Regions from separate parts of the Homo sapiens genome. Here region 2 is linked to region 1. A link is a loop called in an ENCODE intact Hi-C map of the cell type or tissue named here. Cell type or tissue: chondrocyte. All regions are shown on one strand. Each heading gives the region's core, and the rest is flanking DNA. Links, peaks and the distances in the headings are about the cores only. Region 1 overlaps SLMAP (sarcolemma associated protein). Region 2 holds the start of LOC124909485.

What was found. Hi-C counts contacts between places; a loop is a spot of excess contacts. Peaks named below come from ENCODE experiments on the same cell type or tissue, not always from the same donor. Only the 100,000 strongest peaks of a DNase experiment are listed, where the experiment ranks them.
Region 2: a loop joins it to region 1, with 7 times the contacts of the local background. A loop is called at or near these places in 10 of 110 quality-filtered maps.

What each region holds. Positions count from the first base shown.
Region 1 is chr3:57,863,877-57,866,791 of GRCh38, reverse strand. SLMAP (sarcolemma associated protein) reads right to left here. Exons shown (of 25, transcript NM_001377540.1): 11 at 2,076-2,244; 12 at 1,935-1,985; 13 at 1,500-1,550. Among named protein-coding and RNA genes, the nearest start is that of SLMAP, 110 kb to the right of the region's middle. In chondrocyte, for the core only: CTCF peaks have their summits at 1,566 and 1,778 (motif pointing left); no DNase peak of the experiment used is centred there.
Region 2 is chr3:58,169,224-58,172,138 of GRCh38, reverse strand. FLNB (filamin B) reads right to left here. Exons shown (of 46, transcript NM_001457.4): 45 at 2,346-2,549; 46 at 1-1,564. The coding sequence ends at 1,377. LOC124909485 reads right to left here and starts at 362. Exons shown (of 6, transcript XM_047449435.1): 1 at 266-362; 2 at 1-68. The coding sequence starts at 362. It overlaps FLNB-AS1 (FLNB antisense RNA 1), which reads left to right and starts at 1,504. Exons shown (of 2, transcript NR_135534.1): 1 at 1,504-1,642. In chondrocyte, for the core only: no CTCF peak of the experiment used is centred there; no DNase peak of the experiment used is centred there.

The DNA.
Region 1 (2,915 bases), core at 292-2,791:
CCACCTCAGCCTCCTGAGTAGCTGGGATTACAGGTGTGTGGCCACCATGCGTGGCTAATTTTTGTATTTTTTGTAGAGATAAAGTTTCACCATGATGCTCAGGCTGGTCTGAAACTCCTGAGCTCAAGCGATCTGCTTGATCGCAATGAATATAAACTACACCTTTAAAAATTCTCAAATTTAAATTCCATCAAATTGGAATTTTAAAAAGTCAATGCATTTTACAAAACATACGTAGAATAGTCAAACAGCAATGATTAATGAACATTTTTCTTGAGAGTTTCAAAATTCATTACATATGCAAATAAGGTTTTGACCTTGCAGCTAACATACACACAATTACCTGAGCCTATACTGCCAGCTCTTGATTAAAACCTGACCAAACAAAACCAAACCAAAAAAGAACCAAAAAACCCACCTCCTAACTCTACCAGTTTGATTGCTGCCCAAGAACTATTATGATATCCCTTGATACATGGAAAAAATATTTTGTCTTTTCTTTTCTTTTCTTTTCTTTTTTAAAGACAGGGCCTTGCTCGTCACCCAGGCTGGAGTGCAGTGGCACAATTATGGCTCACTGCTGCCTCAACCTCCTGGGCTCAGCTGACCCTCCCACCTCAGCCTCCCACGTAGTTGGGACTACAGGCGCACACCACAATGCCTGGCTAAGGGAAAAAATATTTAATAAGTTCTGGGTATCAACTCTGATATCTTCGACTAACTTCTGTAGAAAACTGAGATGAAAGGCACATAGATTGGTAAACACAGAAAAGAGTTTAATTTCTACTGTACTCCAAGCACCTAGCGCAGGGTCTGGCACATAGTTGGTGCTCAATTAATGTTAGATGGAAGGGGAGAGAAGGAGAATGACTAGGGATCTTCAAGACTGAAGGATAATAGAGGTCACTGGGTAAAAAGTACCCCGTGTAGTGACAGGAAAACCAATAGTGGCTATATGTTTTTGGCAAGAGAGAACCCACGCTGTCCAGAAAGAAGGGTCACAGAACCAACAACTAATAAAAGATTTTTCTGATGGCAGAAAAAACTGACCCTGTTCTCTCTGATCAATGAAACAGATGGATAAACAAAGTAGTTTCTATGATATGTCCAAGGGCTCAATAAGCTGTTAAATAAACTCGAATGTTTTAAATGGGGGTCAAGTATCACTGGAGGCAGAACTTGATGAAACAAAATGGTAGTACAGCTCTTCGAAAAACAGAGTGGGGAAAAAGATCTATATTATATATTGCTAAAGGTGAACTTAATAATTTTCTGATTTGAGTAATTGAAATTTCCATATAACAAGGGATATCTAAGAATTGATCACAGCATCAACTCTTACAAAATAAAGGAAAGCTTGATTTTTAAATGATGGGGTTCAATGATCTGTGAGAGCATGCTTTTCATTCCAAACACTTAAAACCCTGAACTCCTTATCCTGCTTAAATACTAAAATGATATCATAAAAAGTATATATATATTTAAGTTTTTTACACTACCTTTTTCTGTGCTCCCATTTATTTTAGGTAAGAAGTCATCAACTTGTATCCCTAGGATTAAGACAGTATATCATTGCCTGATCAAAGAAGTATTACTTTAAATGTGGTCTCAAGTGTAACCATGGCATTCTGCATTCCTAAGATTAAGATTGTATAGAACACTTTAAAAGGGATCCTGCTGTTCATGTACTTTTCTTATTTAAATATCCCGAGGTAGAAGATCTCAGAGCAGAAATTTCACTCATCTCAAGGAAAACAATGGTGCCCACTGGTGGCAATCAAGCATATTTTTAAAGAAAATTTTCTAAAAGAATATAGATACTTTATACCTAATACATAAAACATCCCTTAAAAAATGCAGTGTGAGACAGTAAACAAGGTCAAAAGTTTAAGGATAAAATTCAGGTTTAAGTAAGAAATATGGATGCCACCTACCCAAGCTGCTGCATTCTTTAAGAGTTTTCTCCTGAAGATGTTCTAACCGTACTGTAAATAAAAGTCCAAAAAAAAAAAAGATATTTCACAGATAACAAGAAAAAAAATAAAATAAAATCAATTTCTGGATTAGCTACTTACCTTGTAAAGCTGTTAGCCTTTCATTGGTGAAATCATTATCAGCTTGCAAAGCTTCTATTTTTGCCTGGAGCTCCTGTTCTTTTTCTTCCATTTCATCTATTTTATGTTGTAATTCTTTTTTCTCAGCCTGTCCCTTCTGTTGGATTTCCTCTTGTTTTCCCTCTGCTACCTAGAAAAATAAGAAAATTCAGTTATTTAACAAACCTAACTCTGTTTTAAGAGCGAGCCCCAGGAATGCCTTTATTCACTTAAACTTCTAAGAAAAGTTTGTTCTGTAGAAAAGAAATGTTCTACAGAACATTATCTGTAAACCTGACATTTCTTTCTTTCTTTTTTTTTTTGAGATGGAGTTTCACTCTTGTTGCCTAGGCAACCTCCGCCTCCCGGGTTCGAGTGATTCTCCTGCCTCAGCCTCCCAAGTAGCTGGGATTACAGGCATGCGCCACCATACCCAGCTAATTTTGTATTTTTAGAAGAGACGGGGTTTCTCCATGTTGGTCAGGCTGGTCTCGAACGCCTGACCTCAGATGATCAGCCCACCTTGGCCTCCCAAAGTGCTGGGATTACAGGCATGAGCCACTGCGCCCGGCTAACCTGACATTTCTAAACCAGTAAAGATGATAAAGACAAAGGCTTGATGTCAAAAATTATCTGCATTGGGTTATTCCTCCATAACACCCAGGAGAGAGAAACTTGGAGGAAGCAAGTAGGCTCAGTACACACAGAGGTAAAGGGTCAATGTGGAAAAAAAAATCGTATTTTTAAAGAGGGAAGTAAGATTTTTCCCTAAAATTACTATCATTTCAATTTTGAAGTTCTATCATGTTAACATTCTGAAAT
Region 2 (2,915 bases), core at 103-2,602, 310 kb before region 1:
AGGCTCCGGGCTGTTCCACTTTCTGTAGGGTGGGCTTTTACCCCCAACACTCGCCCCAGATACTACACCTGCCACAAGAGTGGCCACTTCCTCAGGACTAAGCAGCAAAACCTAAAGGTCTGCCTGCCCAGACCACACTACACATTTGGGCTCAGGCAACGTCCCTGACACTTTAACCTCATTCCAAAGCCAGCTCAGGTCTGCAGGAAGGCAGGCAAAATTCCCTACACCTCATTTCTGGATTTCTGCACCACACAGCTCTCACTGTTTCTGCCAATGGTGAAAAGACCACCAATAAGCTGCTGCCCTTCTCTCCCCCAACCATTCCCAACTTTCAGGCCAAAGACCCGCAGGAGTTTCATTCTGTCCTGTCTGTACAGATCATTATTTTCCAGAAAAAGTGACCCATGAAGTTGGCTGGGGCGGGTGTGGAGTGTTATGTCATGGGACGGACCTTGGGATGAGGGCGTTAATCCATGGGCCCCTCTGAGATCACTTTAAACATTTTGGTAAGACTGCCCAGGCTGATGAAGGGCTGGAGCGTGTGTTAAAAACAAGGGCTAGTGTTGGTTAAAAGGGATCTTTGGCAAGTGGGAAACTGCTCGCCACTGCAGAATTTCTTCAGACCAAGGAAGGGACTGAAACGGACTTGGAAAACTAAAGCAAAACCATGACTGCCGGGATGGTCTCGTGTGGTGATTCTGCAAGAAATAATCACCAGAGCGAGGGGACAGGTACTTGAGAGACATGTGGGCCTGGCTGCCACTCTGCCCTCTGAGTTTCTGTAGGGTGCCCGGCTGCCACTCTGCCCTCTGAGAAGTGTAAGAAGGCCACAGAGCATGGGGGTGTTGGCGATGAGGAGCGGTAAAGCAGTGCTAGTGATCTAATAGCCAAATACATTAACACGGACACTGGAAGAGATTAAGCGGATTTTAAGTCATCTCCTTTGCCAAATGACAACCAAACTAGGTGTCCCCTTTTTCTCTGCCCATCTTCCCCTAGCCTTGTTTCATAAATGCTGAAGAGTGAACCAGCAGCTCAGGCTAGCCAGTTTTGTTTTTTTGAAATGTCAGTCTCATTGTGTTCCTGGTCTGTCTGCTGCAGTGGCTGGTCTGTTCCACCAAGAGTTCTGGTTTGCACCTAGTGTACTCAGGATCTTCTCAGCCCCCTGAACAAGCTTGCATTTCTTAAGATTCTCCAATATGTCCCTCAAGAGTCCAGTCTAGGACTTATTTCTGAAGGCATTTTACAACAGCAATATTTTAGGGATGGGGTTTCAGCCCCACAAACAGGCTGGAGGGCTTTGTATAAAATGAATTACAAACAAGCAACAAAAGCAACCACAAGAACTCTCTCCAGGATTTGAGAAAACTGTTTTAAGGCACTGTGACATGAAAAGGGCTGCCAGGGATGTGTTCCTCCCCCCACTTCACAGCCAGCACATAATCGCCCCTCTCCTTGACGACGTATGTGACGTTGTATTGCTGGTTGCCTACATGCTTCATGGAGACCTCCTCGCAGGGGGTGGTGGGCCCATGGACCCCGATCAGCAGCATGTTGGAGCCTAGGAGGCAAAAGGTGGTTACTCCACCCGGATGCATCAGGACAGGCACAGGAAGAAGAGGAAATATGAGAGCCAAAGGTAAGGTGCTTCCACGATAATGCTGGGGCCCCTAAGAGGTGGGAGAGCGTGGCAATTACAAGCAGAGGCTCATAGAGCCTGACGGTGTGGGTTCGAATCCCTGCCCTGCCACTTGCTACCTGGGTGACCTTGGACTGGAATCTCACCTCTCCCTAGCTCAGCTTCCCCATCTGTAAACAGGGAATGAGAACAGCACATACCTCACGAACTAGTTGTGAGGTTTAAGAGTTATGGGTGTCAAAACCTAGCACACAGTAAGGGCTATTCTAAGTGTTGGCTATGAGAATCTTCTTGTTTACTCTCACAAGCACCTTAAGGAAGGTACTTCCGAGAAGAGGAAACTGACTTTTGGAAAGAGATTTAATAACTTTCCAAGGTCACATGGCTAAATAAGTTTTAGAACAAACGAATGAATGAATGAAGTGGCGGTACTAGGTTTCCAGCCCAGGTGTACTGGATGCCAGAACCCAGGCAACCGACCCTTGAAACCCAAATAAATACCCAAGTTCAAAAGGCAAAAGAGAAGGAAATCATTTAAAAATATTAAGTGCAGGAGAACAGGGTCATGACGATGGTTACTTGCAAACGGCTGGCCTACATGGGGGTGGGCACTGCAGGAGACCTCAGCAGGGAAGGCCAGTGTACCCAGGGTGCCCAGCCTGCCCCTGCCCCACCCCACCCTTGAAAAGGCCCAGACACCTACCAGCTTTGCTGCAGTCCACCAGGAAGGAACTCTTCTGGCCCACAAAGGCCTTTGAGAGCCCTGCCCCCTTAGAGGTCACCTTGCTGGCGTCCGAGGATGCCTTGGGAATGGCGCTATAGCAGGTCTCTGTAGACGACCTGGTCACTGACTCCACCAGGATGGATGAGGTCTCGTTGGCTGAGCCAGGGCTAACTAGACGCTGGCCTAAGATACAGGAGGGAGGGGGACAGGCATGAATGGCCAGATCAAGAGGGGTCTCTCAGCCAGAGGACAGGCGAGTACCCTACACAGTAACCCCAGGAGAGCCCGCGCACCCCAACACAAAAGCCACCACACCTGTATCTCACACCCATAATGTCTTCTAAACCCCTAGGATCCCACCCCCATACAACTAGGATCTGGCTTTCTGGGCAAATGGATGAGTCTGGCCTTGGCTGACAAGGCCAAGGACCCTCCCAATCCCCCCACCCCCTACCCACCAAAGATGTGCCTGTGGAATTCACATCTTTCTATTGACATAAAATAGTCTATGTATAAGCAGTGTAAAAGTTTGGGATGACATATAATGAA